7 separate regions of the Homo sapiens genome follow, and all the other regions are linked to region 7. A link is a contact called in ENCODE Hi-C or POLR2A ChIA-PET data. All regions are on one chromosome and are shown on one strand. The core of a region is the stretch at or near the end of the contact, and the rest is flanking DNA. Distances in the headings are between cores, read along the strand shown.

Region 1 (2,758 bases), core at 53-2,552, 1.3 Mb before region 7:
CTGGGAAGAGGCGCTCCTCACTTCCTAGATGGGATGGCGGCCGGGTGGAGACGCTCCTCACTTTCCAGACTGGGCAGCCAGGCAGAGGGGCTCCTCACATCCCCGACGATGGGCGGCCAGGCAGAGACACTCCTCACTTCCCAGACGGGGTGGCGGCCGGGCAGAGGCTGCAATCTCGGCACTTTGGGAGGCCAAGGCAGGCGGCTGGGAGGTGTAGGTTGTAGTGAGCCGAGATCACGCCACTGCACTCCAGCCTGGGCACCATTGAGCACTGAGTGAACGAGACTCCGTCTGCAATCCCGGCACCTCGGGAGGCCGAGGTTGGCGGATCACTCGCGGTTAGGGGCTGGAGACCGGCCCGGCCAACACAGCGAAACCCGGTCTCCACCAAAACCAGTCAGGCGTGGCGGCGCGTGCCTGCAATCGCAGGCACTCGGCAGGCTGAGGCAGGAGAATCAGGCAGGGAGGTTGCAGTGAGCCGAGATGGCAGCAGTACAGTCCAGCTTCGGCTCCGCATGAGAGGGAGACCGTGGGGAGAGGGAGAGGGAGAGGGAGACGGAGAGGGAGAGGGAGTGGGAGAGGGAGAGGGAGAGCTCTTGTGATTATATTTTTCTATGCACTTGCTAATTACAATACATGTAATCATAACATAAGATAAATTATAATTTGGCTGGGTGGGGTGGCTTACGCCTGTAATCCCAGCACTTTAGGAGGCTGGAGTGGGTAGATCGTTTTAGGAGCTTGAGACAGCCTGGGCTGTGAAATCCTGTCTCTACAAAAAAGACAACAAATTAGCTTGGCGTGGTGGCGCATGTGCCTGTAGTCCCAGCTACTTGGGAGGCTGAGATGGGAGGATCACCTGAGCCCGGGAGGTGGAGGCTGCACTGAGCCGTGATTGTGCCACTGCACTCCAGCCTGGGCAACAGGAGTGAGGAGTAAGACCCTGTCTGAAAAAGAAAAAAAAAAGAAATAATATATATAAATATATATAAATTACCAATGTAATATATGATTTAACTCAGTTCAGAACAGGAGACTAAGACGACAAAAGGAATTCATAAGGGCCTGAGTTACTCATACCCAGAGAGTTCCAAAGAGCTCAGCAAACATTCACAGCACAAACCACTCAGCATGTGATTCACCTCTTACTCTCTCTTCCCGTATGACTGATCAAGAATCACTACTCAACAAGCACGGAGTTGGCAGCTTCGGCATCACTGACATTTCCTTCCTGAGCCGACTTCGCAAGTGTTCGTTGAAAAGGCAGGTTCTGCTACTTGTCTGAACAAAGTTCATGCTTGGGAGAGGAACCTCGGAGCTGGAAATAGAACGCAGAGCTTGTTCTGAACGCCCCCGTGTGAAGATGGCTTGAGAGAAGCAGGAGTCCTAGCTGAGCGGCCCAGACGCACTGGTGGTTGTCAGTCAGCCTGGCCTTTGATTGGCATTCTCACGCCTGCTAAGGCGGGGCTTTATTCCATTCACCTGGAGAGCTTAAACAGTTCTGAGGCCCAGATCCTATTCCCTGAGAACCTGATTTTTTTTTTTAGATGATAGTCTCACTCTGTCGCCCAGGCAGGAGTCCAGTGGCGTGATCTCGGATCACAGCAACCTCCACCTCCTGAGTCCAACCAATTCTCCTGCCTCAGCCTCCCAAGTAGCTGGGACTACAGGCGCGCGCCACCACAGCTGGCTAATTTTTGTATTTTTAGTAGCAACAGGGTTCCTACTGTTGGCCAGGCTGGTCTCAAACTCTTGACTTCAAGTGATCTGCCTGCCTCGGCCTCCCAAATTGCTGGGATTACAGGAATGAGCCACCACAACCAGCTGAGATCCTGATTTAATTGGTCTGGGGACCAAATTTTTGGAAGCTTCTCATTCGAATGATTTGAATGCGTAGCCAAGCTTGAGAAACATGGCTGGAAGGCAAAGGCTCGCTGACATGTCAGGCTTCACAATGACCGGGAGGTCTTGTTCAAACAGACTGCTGGTCCCACCTGGGGGGTTTCTGAGTCTGGGATAGGGTCTGACCATTTGCATTTCTTGTAAGTCCCTAGGTCACGTGAAGTCAATCCTGTTGGTCTGGGGACCACACTTTGAATACTGCTGCTCTTAGACCACAGGGGTTCACGGAGGTGATACTGGTGCCAAAATGAATCAGCCCCAAGCTTGTGACTTTCAGTAGAGAGTAATAATGGGTGGCAGCTGCGGTGCACGCTCTAATTCTTTGGGCTCACATCTGTTTTCCCCATTAAGCTGTAGCCAGAGCTTTCATCTCTATTTCCCCGGCAGCTTAGTTCAGAGCCTGGCACATTATAGAGGCTCAGAGAAATGTTTACTGAATGGATAGATAGATGGATGAATGGATGAATGAATGAATGATGAAGTAAATAATGTGGACACAAGTGAGGCCACAAAAAGAATTCTCTTGAAACTCACAAGAAGCTTAGAATAATCATTTAGTGCCCTAGTTAATTTTACTCGATTTACTAGTAGTTACTGAGCATTTGGTTTAGTGCAAAGCCAATGAAATACAAGTCTCTCAATTATTACTAGAACAGTTCTGCATTCTGGTTTTCAATCTTAGTCACTGGGGTCAGCAAATATTTATTCAGTGTCTATTAAGGTCTGGGCCATGTGAAGAGATGCTCAAGAGACGATATACACAAGGAAAGCGAACTAACAGGCTCCATCGCCAAGGTCCTCAGCCCTGGCTGCCTGGGGCTTTAAAAACTGTCCATGCTTAGACTCCACCCCTAGG
Region 2 (3,017 bases), core at 68-2,567, 1.8 Mb before region 7:
TTTCACTTCTGGTTTTTTGAGAGACGAGGGTCTCACTATTTTGCCCTGGCTGGCCTTGATCTCCTGGGCTCAAGCAATCCTTCTGCTTCAGCCTCCAAATGTTTTGAGTTTTAAATGTTCACAGAACAATGCTTGGTTGATGGCAAACATTCAATTTTAGGTGTTAGCTAATTTGTTATTGGGCTGAGAATTGAAGATCATAGTTTTATAAATGTTTAAAGAGTTCTTCCTAAGAGCATAAGCAAGGGAACAGAAACAAAACATGTTTGGAGAATAGAGAAGTTTCAGTGGCTGGTGTTTGGGTGGGAGTGAGGAGATGAAGAAGGAGGGACAGGTTGGAATGAATACCTTTATGGGTCTCAATTTCCCACATCTGTGAAATAGAGAAACCGCCCGTAACTGCCATATTTACTTATTCAACAAATGTTTATTGAATACCTATTTACTATGTGCCAGACACCTTTCTAGGAACTGGGAATATAGCTTGAACAGAACACAAAATGTCTTTGCCATTATGAAGTTTATGTTTTTGCGGGAAAAACGGACAAAAATAAAATTGTTAATACGTATCTTGTTATGCTACCTCCACAAAAAAGCAACTGCACAAATAATTACAAAAAGTGCTAAATGATTTGAAGGAAACAGTGATTAAATGGATAAGGTGAGGCGTCGCTGAAGAAGGATTTGTTTGGGAAGGGAAGGAGGTGACATCTGAGCTGAGACCTGAATAACAAGAAGTACGCAAAACTTAGGCGGAACGCGACGTAGGCAGAGGGAACAGAGTGCAAAGACTCGGAGGCTGGGTAGGAAGCGTTTGATGCTGCTGCCGGGTCAAAGCAAAAGCAGAAGACAGTGAGGGAGAGAGCAGTGGAGTCCAATAAAACCTCGACCTCAAGATTGAATTTTATTCTCAGTACAAGGGGTAGAAGGGGAACTCAGCAAACGAGTGGTCTGATTTTATAATTTTGAGATCACTCTGGCGGCGGAATGCAGAACAGATTCGCGAATACGAGAGAATGAGCAAGATGAAACACTTGTCAGTTAGGCCTCCATACTTAAACGCTCTCCGCTGGACATCGCCGCCAGCAAAAACCGACTCCAACCTCTCTCCTGCCAGCGTCAAGGGGAAAACAACAGGAACTGAGCAGAGGCTGCAGCTACTTCGTCCTGAACCCACCCCCAGTTCCCTACACAGCGCAGCTCCCCGTCCTCACCTGCAATTGAAGAAACTAAAGAGGAACACTCAGATATCTGGCCCCTCTTCCTGACTCACACAACCGCCTCTAGTCTTTAGGTTCCATGCCACAGGCTTAAATTGGCGGGAGAACACTAAACCCAACCCCTTTACGGCGGCCGGAAGAGACCAAGATTACTTTAGACTCGAAATAGGAAGTTGCCCCACCCTGAGTTCCGCCCATTCCGTTCTCCCGACTGCGCATTCCGGGGGTGTATTCTTGGCCCCGCCCTCTTCACGGTCTTTACACTCCCCTATGAAAGAACACCCAATCACCGCCTCGAATTGCGTTGTTATAGAAACTTTTGTTACCGCCCCTTTTTCTCCCAGCAAGCTGTGCGACGCGCCGGGCCTCCTCGCCTTTGTGCCATCCGGGTCTCTCGCGCGAGCGATTTAGTCTGAGGCGAAGCTTCGGAGCGGCCGGTACTGTTGAAAGCGACAAGTGGAGGCGCCGCTCTAGCGGCCGGGACTCTGAACTATGGCGGTAGGTACCGAATCTGAGTTTAAAGCCAGGGATATTTTTCTGCTACGTTCCAACAGTGGGTGAACGGCTCCCAGAACCTTGTTCGTGTGTATGTGTGTAGACAAAATGGCGCCGCGGCCTTCTTCTGCGCCCGCCATCATGGCTGCCTGCTGTAGGGAGGGGGAAGTAAGGCGGTGTTGGTGGGGGTGGGGAGCCGCAGGGAGTGCCTTTTTTTTTCCAGAACTTTCCTCCTCTCTTCCCCAACCCTACGTTCCTTTCGCCTCACTGAACTTCCTCCATTTTCGCTTATTCACCCTGGCTAGTGATTTATTCTAAGTTTTTTTTAGGGCCTGAGAATTTGCGGTGGAGAAAGGGGCTGGGGAAGAGAAAGACGATCAGGAGTGGTCTCTGAAAAGTATTGGGTCAAAAAGGCAGTGTCTGTAAAGGGTAGTGTGGGAGAAGAGAGCGACTTGTAGCTATTTTTTTTTTTGTACGCTCAATGAGATGCTTCTAGTTGCATAATTTCAATTAGTGTTCGTCCGTGTAAACCTTATTATTGTGTATTAACGAGCTAGGAAGGTATTGCTGAAAGGGAGTGAAAATTCAACTTAAAAGGTTGTGGAACTACCAATTCTGACTGATGCGCGGTTTCCGAAGTGGCCCGTGATGTAATCAATTTGAAGTCCGAGAAGCGTTACAGTTAAGTCTTGTCACTGACCTTGTTCCTTTAAATTTAAACCCTTCGTTGGCCGGGCGCGGTGGCTCACGCCTGTAATCCCAGCACTTTGGGAGGCCGAGGCGGGCGGATCACGAGGTCAGGAGATCGAGACCATCCCGGCTAAAACGGTGAAACCCTGTCTCTACTAAAAATACAAAAAAATTAGCCGGGCGTAGTGGCGGACGCCTGTAGTCCCAGCTACTTGGGAGGCTGAGGCAGGAGAATGGCGTGAACCCGGGAGGCGGAGCTTGCAGTGAACCGAGATCCCGCCACTGCACTCCAGCCTGGGTGACAGAGCGAGACTCCGTCTCAAAAAAAAAAAAAAAAAAAAAAAAAAAAAAAAAAAAAACTCTTCGTTGACCCCAGAGGAGCTACAGTTCGTAAATTATCTATTCTGAACAATAAGCCTGCGTGTGTATAAGATACCCAATTCTGACGGATCCACATTATTTTGTGCTTACCTCATTTTTATTCCGTTAAAAGGAAAATGTAAAGATTTTGCATTCCTTTTTACTGACTAAAAAATTACATCATTTTCGATAATAATTATGACTCTTAAACATAGTGATAGTTTTAAAGTTTGCTCTTCCTAACGATTGGAA
Region 3 (2,700 bases), core at 48-2,547, 1.2 Mb before region 7:
AATTAGCCTGGCGTACTGGCGCTCGCCTGTAATCCCTACTACTCGGGAGGCTGAGGCAGGAGAATCACTTGAACCCAGGAGGCAGAGGCTGCAGTGAGCCGAGATTGAGCCACTGCACTCCAGCCTGGGTGACAAAGCAAGACTCCGTCTCAGACAAAAAAAAAAGAAACTTCATCTTACATCACCTAAAATGCATTCCATCCCACCCTACTTGGGCATAATTAATTGCATCTTCCTCTGCAAACTGATCTGTGATTTTACACTAGATGGCATAAGAAAACCTGCATCAGCTTTTGAGCCAGACCCACCACTGCCACTTCCGAACTACATGACCTTAGATAGGCGTTTGCCCCACTCTGGGCCTCAGTTTCCTCCTTATGCAATAAGGATGATGAGCCTTATTTGTAACTCAAAGTTCGGTCCTTAGACCACTAGCATCAGCATTGCTGGGAGTTTGCTACAAATGCAGAATCTGCTCCCTTGCCTCAAACAAAATCTGCATTTTAATAAGATCCCCAGGTAATTCATATACACACTGAAGTTTAAGAATTCACGATACAATCAGCAAATGCCGGGTGCAGTAGCTCACGCCTGTAATCCCAGCACTTTGAAAGGCCGAGGTGGAAGGATCGCTTGAGGCCATGAGTTCGATACCAACCTGGGCAACACAGTGAGACTCTGTCTTTACAAAAAGTACAAAATTAAGATAAGGCAGTCAGCGAGGCACATGACAGCTGTTTAATCACCAAGTAACACCTGTTTCCCCCTCCCTAAAATGGAAAGAGTAACAGCATCCACCTCAAAGGGTTGTTGCAAAGATTAAATTAACTCAACAATGCACAGCACTTAAACCAGCGCCTAGCACACAGCAGGGCTCCACAAACTCTTGCTGGATATCAATATGGCTAACTCTTCAGTTGCTAAAGTTCTTTGCCTGCCTTCTTGTGCCGACAGAGGCCGCACTTGCGGCGCCTTGGGCCTCCCAGGGAGATCCGTTGCGGAGCGCCCAAACTGAGGCCGCCCTGGCATCCCAGTACCCCAGGGACTCCGGGCCGGGTTAGGCGACTTGGGGCGCCCCGAACCCACACTCACGCTTTCCAGCACGTCATAGTTGGCCTTGATCTGCGCTTCTATCTCCTCCTTGCGCCGCATCAGCTCCTGGACGTCGCTGACAGTCACGACGCCGGCCTGCGAGGAGCCTCCGCTCTGCCTCGCTTCCTCGTCGGACATCGTGAACCCCGGGCCGCGACTCCAGAGACCCGGCTCCCGGGCTAGGGACGACGCCCCAGTCGACCGTAACTACGGCTCCGCCCATGCGCCAAAACACCACAGCCGTCCGCGAACGCGAGAACAGTCAAGGGGCGGGGCTTGGGATGGGGCTTAGGGCGGAGCTGGGTCACCGGAAGCCGCGCCCTGCCGGAACACGTGCGCCTGTGGTGACCCGGCAGGAGTAGCGTCGGAAGCAATGGATCCCCACGCAATTGCACACCAACGCTAGGGGATGATCTCGCCCCAGCTGACTCATTTTCTCATTCGTGCAGCAGACATTTATTGAGCGCCTACTGTATGGATGGATACTGTACGCCAGAGAACCGCTGCGTGGCGCTCCAATTCAGTTCTTCACATCCACACAGCCCTGGAGGATTTACAAAATACATTAAGGTTCCTTATCCCTCACTTTACAGATCCGATATGCCTGAGTACACACCCCGTATCTTGCCACTTAACGGCAATCTGTGTGACCCTAGGTCACTACTTGGCTTCTCTGGGCCTCAGTTTCCTCATCTGTAAAATGGGGCAGTAATTGATAGCAATCTATCTCATAGAGCTGTCCTTCTGCTAACAAATATTCATGGAATGATTCCTATGAGCCATATACTGTTGAAGGTGCTGGATGTTCCTGTTAAGGCCTCTAAAAATCGTAGTGATAATAATAACGGTAACAGTGTTTATTTATTGATACTTATAATGTGCCAGACGCTGTTCTAAATGCCTTACATATATTAATTCAACAACCTCATGAAGCTAGATTATTACATCCCAATTTGACAGCTGAGAAAACCGTCTCAATAACCAATTTACCCAACTAGCAAAATGTGAGGCCAAAATTCCAACCCAGCTTACCTAAACAATCAACTTTGATATCTGACCATGTGCCTCTAATATTTTGTCTTGAAAAGGGCTCAGCGGTCATCTGTGTAGTATTCAAACATGTTTGCCCTGAATCTAATCATTGGAAAACAGACATATCCAAAAGAAGGGACATACTTCAAAACAACTGGCCTGAAAACTTCAAAAAAAGTCAATGTTGTGAAATACACATGGGGAATAAGGGGTGGGGGACAGAGAAAGGAGGCGGATATGCAATTGCCTAGATTTAAGAACACTAAAGATGTGCATCAACTAAATGCAATGGGCCAGGTGTGGTGGCTCATGCCTATAATCCCAGCACTTTGGGAGGCTGTGGCAAGCAGATCATTTGAGGTCAGGAGTTTGAGACTAGCCTCGCCAACATGGTGAAACCCTGTCTCTACCAAAAATATAAAATATTAGCCGGGTGTGGTGGCACACACCTGTAATCCCAGGTACTCAGGAGGCTGAGGTCTCGAACCCCTGGCCTCAAGTGATCCAGCCCAGCTCGGCCTTTCAAAGTGCTGGGATTACAGGAGTGAGCTACCGCACCCCTCAAAAATAAACTAA
Region 4 (2,949 bases), core at 257-2,756, 1.5 Mb before region 7:
AACGCCTGTGCGCAGCTCCCTGAGAGCTCGGGGACCACGCGGAGGTTGTAATTGGTCTCTAGACCACACCTAGTTGTTGAGTGCCGCTGCTTGAAAATCTCAGTTCTGCCGAGATCGCAGAATACACACAAGCTACCTTTGGGCACCAGAGCAGACAGAACCGCGGAGCTTCAGGGTGGAAGATTCGTGGAAACTTTGCCAAGTAAGTGAGGTGGGGAGAGAAGGAAGCCAGTGCCTGACACTGTGGGGAGTGGCTGGGCAAAGCAGCATTGGAGGTGTTGTAGGGTTCCTACTGTCTGATGAGCTGGTGTGGGGTTCTTACTGTCTGATGTCGTCTCTGGTGGAAGTTAGCAGGGCTGGGGCAGATGCACAGAGCACGGTGGCGGGGGTGAGCCCAGGATCGGATTGATGCCCACCCACCACCTGGCACCCTGCAGTCCCAGCTGGCCAGAAGGCAAGCATGCTGGACCACAAAGCAAAGATCCTCCAGCTCTGCTGCTGGCAAGCCTTGGGGCCAGGGGACTCACAGAAGAGCAGGTTTGGGCCTGTGCCTTCCTCCTGCCCAAATGGGTCTCTCTCCCCTTCCCCTTCCAGCCAGGGCCGCAGCTGGGGCTGCAGCTTGAGTGACGGGAAAAGAAAGGTTTACTCCACCAGCGCATTAGCGGCACTCACAGCATTAAAAATGCAGGAGGTGGTGGGAGGAGCGGGCCAGGGAGGAAAACTCATGCAGCTGCGGGGCGCGGGGAAGAGCCGGGCTTCTGCCTCCTCAGCCCGGATCAGAGCCGAAGAACGAGGGCAGTTTGGGTTGAGAAGGATTCTCCAGTGTAACCGAGAAGCGAGCGTCCAGGAGGCTGTTGGGGAGGTCGGCACTGTGGGCTTCCTGGCCTTCGTTTGCTGTTTCGAGGGCCAGGACCTCGTGTGTTCCCGTCCGCCCCTCTGGGACGGCGCCAGCCCGGCAGGCCGCCGACCGTCCTGGGGCTCCCGCGCAGCGCGATGCCGGCCTCGTCCACCGTCCACGTGCTGCAGCTGCTGCGGGAGCTGCTCGCCTTCGTGCTCCTCAGCTACACGGTGCTCATCGGGGCGCTGCTGCTGGCCGGCTGGACCACTTACTTCCTGGTGCTGAAGTGACAGCGCCGTCGCCGCGCCCGGCCCCGCCTCCCGCCCGGCCCCGCCTCCCGCCCGGCCCCGCCTCCCTAACTCACCAGGAAATTCCCTTCAAGCCCTGGCCCGAACTGAGTCCCCGCCCACCCGCCAGCGTCACGGCGCCCGACTCAGCTCCGCGCCGGACCCACCTCCGCGCCCTCAGGCCCTGCATATGCCCCGCCCCGCGCGGAAGTTCCGGCGGTTGGTTGCCTTGCGCGGCCGTTACAGCCTTTGCCCTAAGCCTCGCCCCCTTTCCCCCTGCCTGCCCAATCCCGACTGCTTCCTTGGGTGGGGGCGTGGCTATGGGGCGAGGCGCTCTCAGGTGGAGGCCGTGCCCCGCTCCGCGCTCACGAAGCTGCGTCACTTCCGGCGTGTGCGTCTGGCGTCCGCGCGCTGCACAATGGCGGCTCTGAAGAGTTGGCTGTCGCGCAGCGTAACTTCATTCTTCAGGTACCGCTGCGGCCGCGTAGAGGGGACAGGACCAGAGGGAGGGACCGACGCGGACAGCGCTGTGGCCCGGCCCACGGCGCCCGCCTTCCTTACGCGCTCATCTCTCGTCCGCCCAGCTGGGTCGCGGCGTCTCGCTCCGGTCGGGAGGACTGAGGACAGCCCCGCCTCCGCCCCCTGGGTCAAGCCCGGCTTCCTTTTCAGTTCGTCCATCTTCTAGAAACGAGTCCCCGAGACCCCGGGCTGCCTTCTTGGGGCTGCTCCGCCTCCTGACCAGCCCTCGTCAGCCACTCGAAGTCCCTGAGGAGACGTGGAGAGGAGGAGGGACACGGCATGGGGGGAGTCCGGGAAGGGAGACGAGCGTCTGAAGACGTCCTCCCGAGGGCAGAAGGGGCCGGGGGAGCTGGCGCAGGGCTCTCTACCTAGCGCTGCAGGCTCCTGGGCGATTGTAGCGGGACCGTCACACACAACTGGCACCCAGGCCAGGGGTCCAGAGCTAAATTCTGCCTGCAGGAGCGGTTATTGTGGCATCCGTTTCTAAAAAGTTTAAAGGCAACATTTTATTTTATTTTAATTTTTTTGAGACAAGATCTGCCTCTGTCGCCCAGGCTGGAGTGCAGTGGCGAGATCTCAGCTCACTGCAACCTGTGCCTCCCGGCTTCAAGCGATTCTCAGCCTCAGCCTCCCGAGTAGCTGGGATTGCAGGCGCCCGCCACCACGCCCGGCTAATTTTTTTTTTTCTTTTTGTTTTGTTTGAGACTCAGTCTCGCTCTGTTGCCCAGGCTGAAGTGCAGTGGGGCGCTCTCGGCTCACTGCAACCTCTGCCTCCCAGGTTCAAGCGATTCTCCTGCCTCAGCCTCCCGAGTAGCTGGGATTACAGGAGCGTGCCACCACTCCGGGCTAATTTTTGTGTTTTAAGTAGAGATGGGGTTTCACCATGTTGGTCAGGCAGATTTCGAATTCCTGACCTCAAGTGATCCACCCGCCTCGGCCTTTATTTACTTATTTTTTTTTAATAGACACGGGGTCATGTTGCCAGCCATGTTGCCCAGGCTGGTCGTGAACTCCTGGGCTCAAGTGATCCTCCCGCCTTGCCCTTGGCCTTCCAAGTGCTAGGATTACAGGCGTGAGCCACCAACACCCTGCCTGAGGCAACATTTTAAACTTGGTGTATGTTGAAAATTTCAAAACCCCTCAGCTGTCCTGCATCCTCATTTAGGTTCCTGCTTGGCTCGAGTTTGAGTTTACAGCCCCTGCAAGTAAATCCAAGAGCCTGTTACAGATTGGCGGTCGTGCCTTATGAAATCTGACTTCTACTTCCAGGTACAGACAGTGTTTGTGTGTTCCTGTTGTGGCTAA
Region 5 (2,700 bases), core at 1-2,500, 1.1 Mb before region 7:
GAGGTGGGGGAGGGACGGCGGGGCAGTGGGGAGGGGTCCTACCTTGAATTTGGGCACCGACAGCTCCAGCTCCTTGTTTTTGGTCCAGATCCCGACGACCCGGGGATCTTCGACAATTTCCACCGGGCGGTTGCTGGACATCTGTGGGGAGAAATTGGGGGGCCGGGATGAGAGAACTGGTCCCCCTCCCCATGGGCAGACCCCTTTCTCGAGGCACTTGTCAAACTCCAGGGCTGGGGCCCCGTCTGACAGTTGGCCGGGGGATCGGGCGGGGGGTCCCTGGCCGCTAGGCGCGTCTCCCCGGACACGACGCGGGGCACGGCTGGGGGGGCGCGCCGGCTACTCACCGCCAGGCTGAAATGCTGCCCATCGTAGCGGTACAGTTTATGATGCCCCTTTTTCAGAGCCGGGTCAATCATCAACTTGTAACTTCTCCAATGGTGGTTCCTCCTCTCGCCCGAAGGGCCGGGCTGCGGCGGGGGCTGCTGGTGGTGGTGGTGGGGGGGGTGACTGTTCTCCATGCCGTTAACCCAACCTGAAAACCAGCAAGTTGTTGTCGTCTCCGCCGCGGCGGCGGCGGCGGCCGCTTCTACACACACGCGAAAGAATCCAATCGGCAGGCCCCCACCCCCTCCCACCTTGCCAGCGCGCCCCGAAAGGAGCTGTCTCGCTGGCTCCCCCCAAAACAAGAATGGAGCGAGAGAATAACCCTTCCGGGAGAATTACGCGCCCGCCCGCTCGGCCACCGTCTCGGGGCGGCAGCGAGGGGCTCCCGGGGGTCCCCTGGGCGGGCTGGCGGGGCCCGGGGCGCCCGGAGGACGCGGACTCCGGCCCATGGTGCCCGCCCGGCCGCCCGGCGTGGCGCTCACCCGCTAGCTCGGCCCGGCTCTGGCGCGAGGCTGGCGGCAGGGCCTGGCGGCGCCGCCGCCCGCCCGCCCGCTCGCCCGCTCGGGCCAGGGCCGGGGCCGGGGGCTTGGGCCGCCCGGCTGCCGGCCGCGGCCTCTCCCTCCCCGAGCCGCGCTTACATCCCCGCCGGGCGCCGGCCTCCCTGCGCCGCCAGCCAGTACATGGTGTCCCCCGAGGGAGCCGAGGCCGGGGCGGCCGGACCGGGGGCCAGGAAGGGGGGGCGCCGCCGCCGCGGCTGCCGGGCCCGGAGCTGCTGCCGCTGCCGCCGCCGCTGCTGCTGCTGCTGCCCGGGAGGCGGCTGGCGGCGGAGGCTCGGCTCCCAGTAGCCGCACATCCCACAATACACCGCTAAGGAGCCCGACCCGAGCGCTCACCCTCCTCCTCTTCCTCCTCCTCCTCCTCTTCCTCCTCCCCTCTCCTTCCTCGCCGCTTCCCCAGGCACTCTCCCGGCGGCGGCAGCTGCGCCGCCAAAGCCCCGGGCCCCAGCGGCCCCCCACCCCTCACTCGCGCGCTCCCACACTGCCTCCCCCTCCCCGGGGGAAGGCCTTTTAATTTATTTATTTTTCTGGGACTGGGGTGGGGGTCTTGGCTGGCGGGGGAGGGGGTCTCCCCGGGCTCTACCTCCCGCGGCCGGGACTACCCTCAGAGCCGCGACCGCCGCGGCGTGCGTCCCGGGCCTGCAAAACTGTTTCCAAACTGCCCGGGCCGGAGGCGGGCGCGCGGGGCCCGGGGAGATGGCTGGGGTCTGGGGGGCCGAGGGTGTGTGTGGACGCTGGGAGCCGCGGGGGGAGGCCGGCGTCGACTCAGAGGAGTTGCAATCGAGGTATCTGCGCTCCGGCTTCCTCCTGCGGCCCGCGACCCCCTCCCCGGAGCTGAGCTGGGGAAGGGAGACCAGGGTTCACCACGTTAGCATTCGCATTCCTGGGAGGATGCAGCCCTCGCCTGGACCTGGGCGATAGACGCCTTCTTCTGTTTTTATTTTTGGAGGGGAGCGCCCTGTAATTGTCCTGAACACATGCTTCCCCCCCTTCCTCCAGCCACCCGCGGAGGAGAGAGTCCCCCTTTTTTGCATTTATCTTTTCCTTCCCCTTTCTTTATTAAAGGTCCGGGAGTGGCGGCGGCCAATCAGCGCGCGGCTTCCATTTTGTGAGTTCAACTCCGAGGCTCCCGGGCTTCGCGAGGACGCGTTTGCAGCCCCCTCTGCCGCTCCTCTCTGGCGGCCGAGGCGCAGGAGCCGCCTCGCCGGGGCTCGGAGCTGGTGTAGCTCATATTGGGGCTCTTTTCGGGGTTTGTAATTTGGCCGTGGGTAGGTAATTGGCTGGAGCAGGGCGGCAGGGCGCGGCAGCCAATCAGCGCGCGGCTTCTATAGGGCTTGAGTTATTAGACGCTGATCTCAAAACATCCTTCATCAGACACGAAGGAGAGGCCAACAGATGAGGGAAGCCATTTTTCTGCAATGGAATTAAATGGCCAAGTGGGTTTTTCCTTTGTTGCAAATGGGGAATGTTTTTCCTTTGACTCTACCATCCAGTTCAGGACGTCTCAGTGTGTTTAACATTTGTCAACAGGCCCAAGGACTCACAGTTGGAAGACTGGAGAAGACTTTTTAAAAAGATCTGGATTTTTCCTTATGACTTGGAATCCATCTTTGTCTTGTATAACTAGGTCATAGCACACCATTCATGTCAGCAGTTAACAGTTTTGAATTCCAAAAAAACCTAAGTAAATGACATATTTTTTTTCCTCTTTTTGTTCTATGGGTGGGTGGGGGGAGCTTGGAGCTGTCTTAATCTG
Region 6 (2,967 bases), core at 208-2,707, 1.1 Mb before region 7:
GGACAGCTTCCTGGAAGAACTGGTGCTTTTAGAATGGCCTGGCAGGCAGCTGACCTTGGGGACTGGTTGGCCTCTGGCTCACAGGGTGCTTGTCTCTGACCTTGACAAAGGCCCCCTCCACCACTTGCGTTCTTAACAGGAAGAACTGTCCCCACCCAGCGCACCTCCCAGGGTGGCTGCTTGAATGAACACAGGTCAGGAAGTGGAATGCCCTTGCCAAGGCTGCAGGGCACCTAAAGCCAGAGAGATGACGATTAACCCTCTTCAACCACTCCTTCCTTTGAGCCTTCCTTCACCAAACAGGTATTGAGCTCGCCTGTGTTCCCAGGGACCCAACAGTGAACAGCACAGAGGTGGTTCCTGCCCGCAGGAGAGGCAAACCAAAAAACCCAGAGAATTACTGTTTTTTTTGTTTTTGATTTTTGTTTTTGTTTTGAGACAGAGTCTCGCTGTGTTCCTCAGGCTGTAGTGAAATGGCACGATCTCAGCTCACTGCAACCTCAGCCTCCTGGGTTCAAGCAATTCTCCAGCCTCAGCCTCCCAAGTAGCTGGGACTACACGTGCCTGGCCCCATACCCGGCCAGTTTTTTGTATTTTTAGTAGAGACAGGGTTTCACCATGTTGGCCAGATTGGTCTCGAACTCCTGACCTCAAGTGATCCACCTGCCTCAGCCTCCAAAAGTGCTGGGATTACAGGTGTGAATCACCCCGCCCGGCCCCAGAGAAGTATTGTGAAATCAGGTAGGGGTGAGAGCCATGAGTAAAGCCACTGTCATGGGGCAGACTGCCAAGGAAGCTGTTTCAGAGCAGTCAGGAAAGGTCTCTGGGAGGAGGCGACATTCCATAGAGCCCTGAAGGAGAGGAGGGAAGGAGCCACACTGCTCCCTGTTGAAAGAGCCTTCTGGAGGAGTGAACAGCAAGGGCAGAGGCCCCAGGAAAGGCAGGCAGGGTGTGACTGCCTCCAGCGCCCCGGGGCTGACTTCTTCCCTCACCCACTGCAGCCTGATGCCTGCCCCGCCACCTCCTGTCCTGATGTCACTGCATGCCATAGTTGCCAAACCCAGTGGGCAAGTCTCAACCCTTGTCTCTGCTGTGTGTGACGAGAGTGGAACAACCTTGGCTGACATGGTGGCTCACGCCTGTAATCCCAGCACTTTGGGAGGCCGAGGCAGGTGGATCATCTCAGGTCAGGAGTTTGAGACTAGCCTGGCCAACATGGTGAAACGCCGTCTCTACTAAAAATACAGAAAAAAGGCCAGGTGCTGTGGCTCACACCTGTAATCCCAGCACTTTGGGAGGCCGAGGCGGGTGGATCACAAGGTCAGGAGATCGAGACCATCCTGGCTTACACGGTGAAACCCCGTCTCTACTTAAAAAAATAAAAAAAAAATTAGCCGGGCGTGGTGGTGGGCGCCTGTAGTCCCAGCTACTCTGGAGGCTTGAAGCAGAAGAATGGCGTGAACCCAGAAGGCGGAGTTTGCAGTGAGCCGAGATCACGCCACTGCATTCCAGCCTGGGCGATAGAGTGAGATTCTGTCTCAAAACAAACAAAGAAAAGAAAAGGCTGGGCACGTGGCTCACACCTGTAATCCCAGCACTTTGGGAGGCTGAGGTGGGCGGATCACGAGGTCAGGAGATCGAGACCATCCTGGCTAACACAGTGAAACCCCGTCTCTACTAAAAGTACAAAAAATTAGCTTGGTGTGGTGGCGGGCACCTGTCAAGTCCCAGCTACTCAGGAGGCTGAGGCAGGAGAATCGCTTGAACCCGGGAGGCGGAGGTTGCAGTGAGCTGAGATCGCACCACTGCACTCCAGCCTGGGTGACAGAGTGAGACTCCGTCTCAAAAATAAAATAAAATAATAAAAATACAAAAAAAATTAGCCAGGCATGGTGGCACCTGCCTGTAGTCCCAGCTACTCAAGAGGCTGAGGCAGGAGAACCACTTGAACCCAGGAGGCGTAGCTTACAGTGAGCTGAGATCGTGCCACTGCACTCCAGCCTGGGCAACAGAGCAAGACCCTGTCTCCAAAAAAAAAAAAAAAAAAAAAGTAAAGAAAAAAAGAAATGAGAGAAGACGTCCAAGGGGGCCCCATTTTATAACCTTATCCACGGTTTCACTTTCTGTAGTTTCAGTTACCTGAGGTCTGAAAATATTACCTGGAAAATTCGAGAAATAATTCATAAATTTTAGATCATGCACTGCTCTGAGCAGCGTGATGAGATCGTGCGCTGTCCTGCTGCATCCCACCCGGGATATGATTCGCCCCTTCCTCTGTGTATCCCTGCTGGAGACACCACCTGCCTGTGAGTCAGTCAGTAGCTGGCTCGGTAACAAGCCAGGCTGGTCTTGAACTCCTGAGTTCAAGTGATCCTCCCGCCTTGGCTTCCCAAAGTGCTGGGATTACAGGTGTGAGCCACGGTGCCTGGCCCTGTTTTATTTTATTCTTGTTGTTAATCTCTTACTGTGCCTAATTCATAAACTAAGCTGTCTTATAGGTGTGTACATATAGAAAAAAACAGCGTATCTAGAGTTCTAGACTGTGGTTTCAAACATCCACTGGGGGTCTTGGAATCCACCCTTGTGGGTTAGGGGGACTAATGTACCTGTTCACTCCGGCCATATTTGTAAAAGGGAATAAGTTATGCCAGAACTGTGAACCCCATTGTTACATCTTAAAGGACCAGAACCTATTTTTGCACAATACAAAACAAAATAGCACGTTAGTGTGTATCAGCAGAAGGAACATCCCACTTGGAATTTCATGAGCTGGGGTTGACTCCTGGCCCAGTCACTGAGTCATTGACCTCAAGCAAATCACTTCATTTCTGTGACTCTCAGGTTCTTCCTATGTTGTGGGAGTATTCATCATTTCCCTACCATATCTGGCTGTCATGTAAGGATTTTTTTTTCTTTTTTTTTTTTTTTGAGACGACGTCTTGCTCTGTCACCCAGGCTAGAGTGCAA
Region 7 (2,755 bases), core at 91-2,590:
GAAACAAAGATTATAAAGCTGATCTTCCAAAACGGTGGTCTCGGGGCAACCTACATCACAAGCCCCTGGTGCAGAAACCTGGATCCCAGCAAAAAAGCTCAATCTACTATAATCAATTTCGAGTGGGGACTAGGAATCTGCATTTTTAACCAGCTGCCCTGGCAATTCTGACACACACTAACTTTGGGAAGGGAGCAGCTCCGTTAAAAACCACTGTTGCCCAGCAAGTTAAGTCACAATCATTTTCCCCCTAAGCTGGAATTAGAACTCTCAGGATCACCTAGGGGAGGTTGTAAGCATTCTCTGATAGACCATTCGGATTCTTACACTGGTTGACCCAGTTCACACACAGCCACCAGCCTCACGTGCAGGATGGCTTCGATAGAACCACCCTCTGGGGGCGGCCTGCCGATTCTACTTTTAAGCACACATATTCTTCGCTCGAAAAGAGGGCGGGGGAGGAGGCTACAATCAAACTTTCCTGGCCCATTCTCTTCGAAGATTCCTTCCTATTCTGGCTAAGAATCAAGCCCCGCTCCTGCAGAAGGGGCAAGGAAAGCGGCCGATTCCTGGGTCGACGAGAATCTCCCAAGAACTGTCTCGACAGGAGAAGCAGGGGCACCCATGACCTACAACCCGCGAGGCCTGGAGGTAGCAAAAGGCCGCCTTCGTCATTTCTCTCCCAGCTTGGATGGGAGTGAGGGGTTGAGAAAATGCAGGATGAGAAATCCAAATATAACTAACTTCTGGCCAACTCTCTGCCTGTATGACTCTAGGTACCTTGGAGCCAGTGCCAGGCCCTGAGCTCAGAGCGGGCCCCCGAAGAAGCTGCAGAGAGAAACTTCGCTCCAGAGACGCGGCCCCAGGGTCGAAAGGGGCTCGGGGCCCGCAGCCCCCGGCCGGCTGCGCCCAGCACAGCAGGCCCTGGATCCCGCGGCTCGGCAGGGGGACTCTCACCTCGGCCCACCCGGCCTTCCAAAGGGTCCTTGCGGAAGTGGATCCCGTGCACGTCCACATGCGCCTCTCCACCCGCGTTGACCGCCCAAATGACGCTCTCGGGCAGCCCGGCCCCCGCCGCGCCGGCCACGCCGGCCACGCCGAGCCCGGGTCCCCGGATCGCCGGCGGCAGCAGCAGCAGCAGCAGTCGCAGGAGCGCCACAGCGGTTCCCTCAACCGCCCAGGCTCCCAGCATGGCGGCCACCACCACGGGGGCAGCCCCCGCCGACCCTCGTCCTCGGCCGGCTGCCAGGCCACCCCGGACTCAGAAAAACAGCGCCACGGGCCGCTCCGCCTGAGCCGCCGGGGACATGTCGCTCTCAGGCCTCCTTCTTCTCAGCCACGGGTACCGCCTCCCACCTCAGGAACAACCTACCCCGCCGCCCTGCCCCCGGCCACGACGCTGCAGCCAATCAGCGCCCGGCCCTCATTAATTACCCACCACCCCGCCGGGAGGCGCCCGCTCATTGGCTGTCAGGCGCGGGAAAGGGCGTGGCTTCTCCCAGGCGCCGGCCCAGCAGTCGGGCACCAGATGGAGCGCGCGCAGAGGGAGTGAGTTCGGTTGAAGCGGCGGTTCGATGCGGAAGTGGCGGGTGCAGCGCCCAGGCGGCCCCGGAATCCCACAGCTGAATGGGAAAGGTGGCCTGGGGGGGGAAGGTTTAGGGTAGGGCGCACTGACATGTCGCCAGCACTTCCGGTGCTCTAGCTCCTGAGACCAAATAGGCTCTGGAGGGGGCGTGGCCGACTTTCCCGCCCCCTCTTCTTTTCTCAGGGAGCAGCATGAGCATAAATTCTAGTAGGAGAAGCAATGGACACTCTCCAGACCTAAGAGACGCAGTCCTTTTCCCCGCGTGAGGGAGAGGACCCATGCTTTCCCAGAGAGGCCGCGGACACAGGTCTCCAGGGAACGAATCCCATGAGAATAAGGCCCCGCCCCCTCCCCTTAGCGGGCTCGGGGCGGGTGGTAGCGTCCAGACGGCCGTCCAATGAGAAGGCTCCAACGCAGCGGAAACGCGTGGCTTTGAGAGCGAGTGGGTGCCAGGCTGCTCGCGTCTCCATGGCGACGGCCTCTGGCCGGCCTCCGCTGCGTAGGGGCGGGACCGAGGCACCCTAGGCGCTGGCGGGAGTCGCCGCCGGCGGTGCCCAGAGTGGATACCGGGGTTGTCCCGCACGGGCACGGCCCGAACTCCCTCCCTGCTCCTTCACAGTTCACCTGGCGCTCTCCCACACTGGCGATCCCTGCGCTTCGGTCGCTGTTCAAACTCCCATTTTTCCGATGGGGAAACTGAGGCATAGAAAGGGACTGAATTTTGCCAAAGGGTCGCACCGCAAGTGTAGGGCAGAGTCAAGGCAAAAACAAAAAAAACAAAAAAACGCTTATGCATTTTCCATAAATACTGGTCGATTTAGAAATTCTCCCTAAAAGGAAAAAAATGTATCAAGTCCCTGCTACCAGGGTTGTCAGATTTGGCAGATAAAATAGGAGAAGCCCAGTTATATTTGAATTTCAGATAAGCAAATGGGACCCACTTATACTAAAAAAAAAAATGCATTGTTTATTAAAATTTAAACAACTGGACTTCTTGTATTTTATCTACCAATCCTACCTACTACTTAGGCAATGAGCTTTGTGCTACATGAACAAAAAACACACCTGGGGTCCCGCATGAGAATCATAGACTTTGCACAACCCATAATGAAATTAATTGTTTAGTTAGAACAGTGGTAAGTGCTATACGGGAACAAAACAGGGTGCCAA

What was found. A loop is a pair of places that touch in the nucleus more often than their neighbours do. ChIA-PET counts read pairs that join two places held with the same protein, here RNA polymerase II (POLR2A). Pooled maps may share reads with other maps.
Region 1: a pooled map shows a loop between it and region 7 (4-fold over the local background). The contact joins the enhancer-like site here to the promoter of MLEC in region 7. A Hi-C loop is called at or near these places in 1 of 37 single-sample maps with no recorded cell type and 2 of 50 pooled maps. POLR2A ChIA-PET finds 5 or more read pairs at or near these places in 1 of 52 experiments (activated CD4-positive, alpha-beta T cell).
Region 2: a map of CD8-positive, alpha-beta T cell shows a loop between it and region 7 (37-fold over the local background). The contact joins the promoter of KNTC1 here to the promoter of MLEC in region 7. A Hi-C loop is called at or near these places in 2 of 168 maps with a recorded cell type or tissue (CD8-positive, alpha-beta T cell and naive thymus-derived CD4-positive, alpha-beta T cell) and 11 of 50 pooled maps.
Region 3: a loop to region 7 is called in a map of B cell, with 14 times the contacts of the local background. The contact joins the promoter of PSMD9 here to the promoter of MLEC in region 7. A Hi-C loop is called at or near these places in 1 of 168 maps with a recorded cell type or tissue (B cell) and 8 of 50 pooled maps. POLR2A ChIA-PET finds 5 or more read pairs at or near these places in 1 of 52 experiments (activated B cell).
Region 4: a loop to region 7 is called in a map of natural killer cell, with 10 times the contacts of the local background. The contact joins the promoter of DIABLO here to the promoter of MLEC in region 7. A Hi-C loop is called at or near these places in 3 of 168 maps with a recorded cell type or tissue (naive thymus-derived CD4-positive, alpha-beta T cell and natural killer cell), 1 of 37 single-sample maps with no recorded cell type and 11 of 50 pooled maps. POLR2A ChIA-PET finds 5 or more read pairs at or near these places in 2 of 52 experiments (B cell and T-cell).
Region 5: a loop to region 7 is called in a map with no recorded cell type, with 17 times the contacts of the local background. The contact joins the promoter of SETD1B here to the promoter of MLEC in region 7. A Hi-C loop is called at or near these places in 9 of 37 single-sample maps with no recorded cell type and 12 of 50 pooled maps. POLR2A ChIA-PET finds 5 or more read pairs at or near these places in 2 of 52 experiments (B cell and OCI-LY7).
Region 6: a loop to region 7 is called in a map with no recorded cell type, with 4 times the contacts of the local background. The contact joins the enhancer-like site here to the promoter of MLEC in region 7. A Hi-C loop is called at or near these places in 7 of 37 single-sample maps with no recorded cell type and 7 of 50 pooled maps.

What each region holds. Positions count from the first base shown.
Region 1 is chr12:121,990,780-121,993,537 of GRCh38, reverse strand. The region is part of intron 19 of CFAP251 (cilia and flagella associated protein 251); the gene reads right to left. Among named protein-coding and RNA genes, the nearest start is that of BCL7A, 30 kb to the left of the region's middle. RefSeq lists enhancers at 1,272-1,371, 2,454-2,503. Within about 2 kb of position 1,302, at least 13 of the 41 ENCODE cell types and tissues checked have a DNase peak (open chromatin) inside an H3K27ac peak, as active enhancers do.
Region 2 is chr12:122,525,549-122,528,565 of GRCh38, reverse strand. KNTC1 (kinetochore associated 1) reads right to left here and starts at 1,317. Exons shown (of 64, transcript NM_014708.6): 1 at 1,215-1,317. It overlaps RSRC2 (arginine and serine rich coiled-coil 2), which reads left to right and starts at 1,630. Exons shown (of 10, transcript NM_023012.6): 1 at 1,630-1,718. The coding sequence starts at 1,713. RefSeq lists an enhancer at 1,491-1,950.
Region 3 is chr12:121,887,387-121,890,086 of GRCh38, reverse strand. It overlaps PSMD9 (proteasome 26S subunit, non-ATPase 9), which reads right to left and starts at 1,297. Exons shown (of 6, transcript NM_002813.7): 1 at 1,093-1,297. The coding sequence starts at 1,230. It also overlaps a transcript of HPD not described here. RefSeq lists enhancers at 413-1,026, 994-1,393, 1,027-1,640.
Region 4 is chr12:122,224,609-122,227,557 of GRCh38, reverse strand. It overlaps DIABLO (diablo IAP-binding mitochondrial protein), which reads left to right and starts at 1,506. Exons shown (of 6, transcript NM_001371333.1): 1 at 1,506-1,593; 2 at 2,914-2,949. The coding sequence starts at 1,544. It overlaps LOC128125816, which reads left to right and starts at 994. Exons shown (of 1, transcript NM_001414998.1): 1 at 994-1,128. The coding sequence starts at 994. The coding sequence ends at 1,128. LOC101593348 (a long non-coding RNA gene) reads right to left here and starts at 1,116. Exons shown (of 1, transcript NR_103497.1): 1 at 1-1,116. RefSeq lists enhancers at 1-360, 361-1,192, 1,142-1,436, 1,490-1,729, 1,740-1,789 and 1 more and a silencer at 1,060-1,199.
Region 5 is chr12:121,802,559-121,805,258 of GRCh38, reverse strand. It overlaps SETD1B (SET domain containing 1B, histone lysine methyltransferase), which reads right to left and starts at 1,250. Exons shown (of 17, transcript NM_001353345.2): 1 at 1,026-1,250; 2 at 348-535; 3 at 43-141. The coding sequence starts at 521. It overlaps LINC01089 (long intergenic non-protein coding RNA 1089), which reads left to right and starts at 2,313. Exons shown (of 4, transcript NR_152740.1): 1 at 2,313-2,628. RefSeq lists silencers at 956-1,015, 1,056-1,185, 1,456-1,705.
Region 6 is chr12:121,784,506-121,787,472 of GRCh38, reverse strand. All of the region lies in intron 2 of RHOF (ras homolog family member F, filopodia associated), which reads left to right. Among named protein-coding and RNA genes, the nearest start is that of RHOF, 7.7 kb to the left of the region's middle. RefSeq lists a silencer at 70-119. Within about 2 kb of position 1,457, at least 23 of the 41 ENCODE cell types and tissues checked have a DNase peak (open chromatin) inside an H3K27ac peak, as active enhancers do.
Region 7 is chr12:120,685,734-120,688,488 of GRCh38, reverse strand. MLEC (malectin) reads right to left here and starts at 1,340. Exons shown (of 5, transcript NM_014730.4): 1 at 958-1,340. The coding sequence starts at 1,192. LOC105370029 (a long non-coding RNA gene) reads left to right here and starts at 1,340. Exons shown (of 3, transcript XR_945449.3): 1 at 1,340-1,635. RefSeq lists silencers at 982-1,281, 2,122-2,221 and enhancers at 1,036-1,537, 1,632-1,761, 1,852-1,961.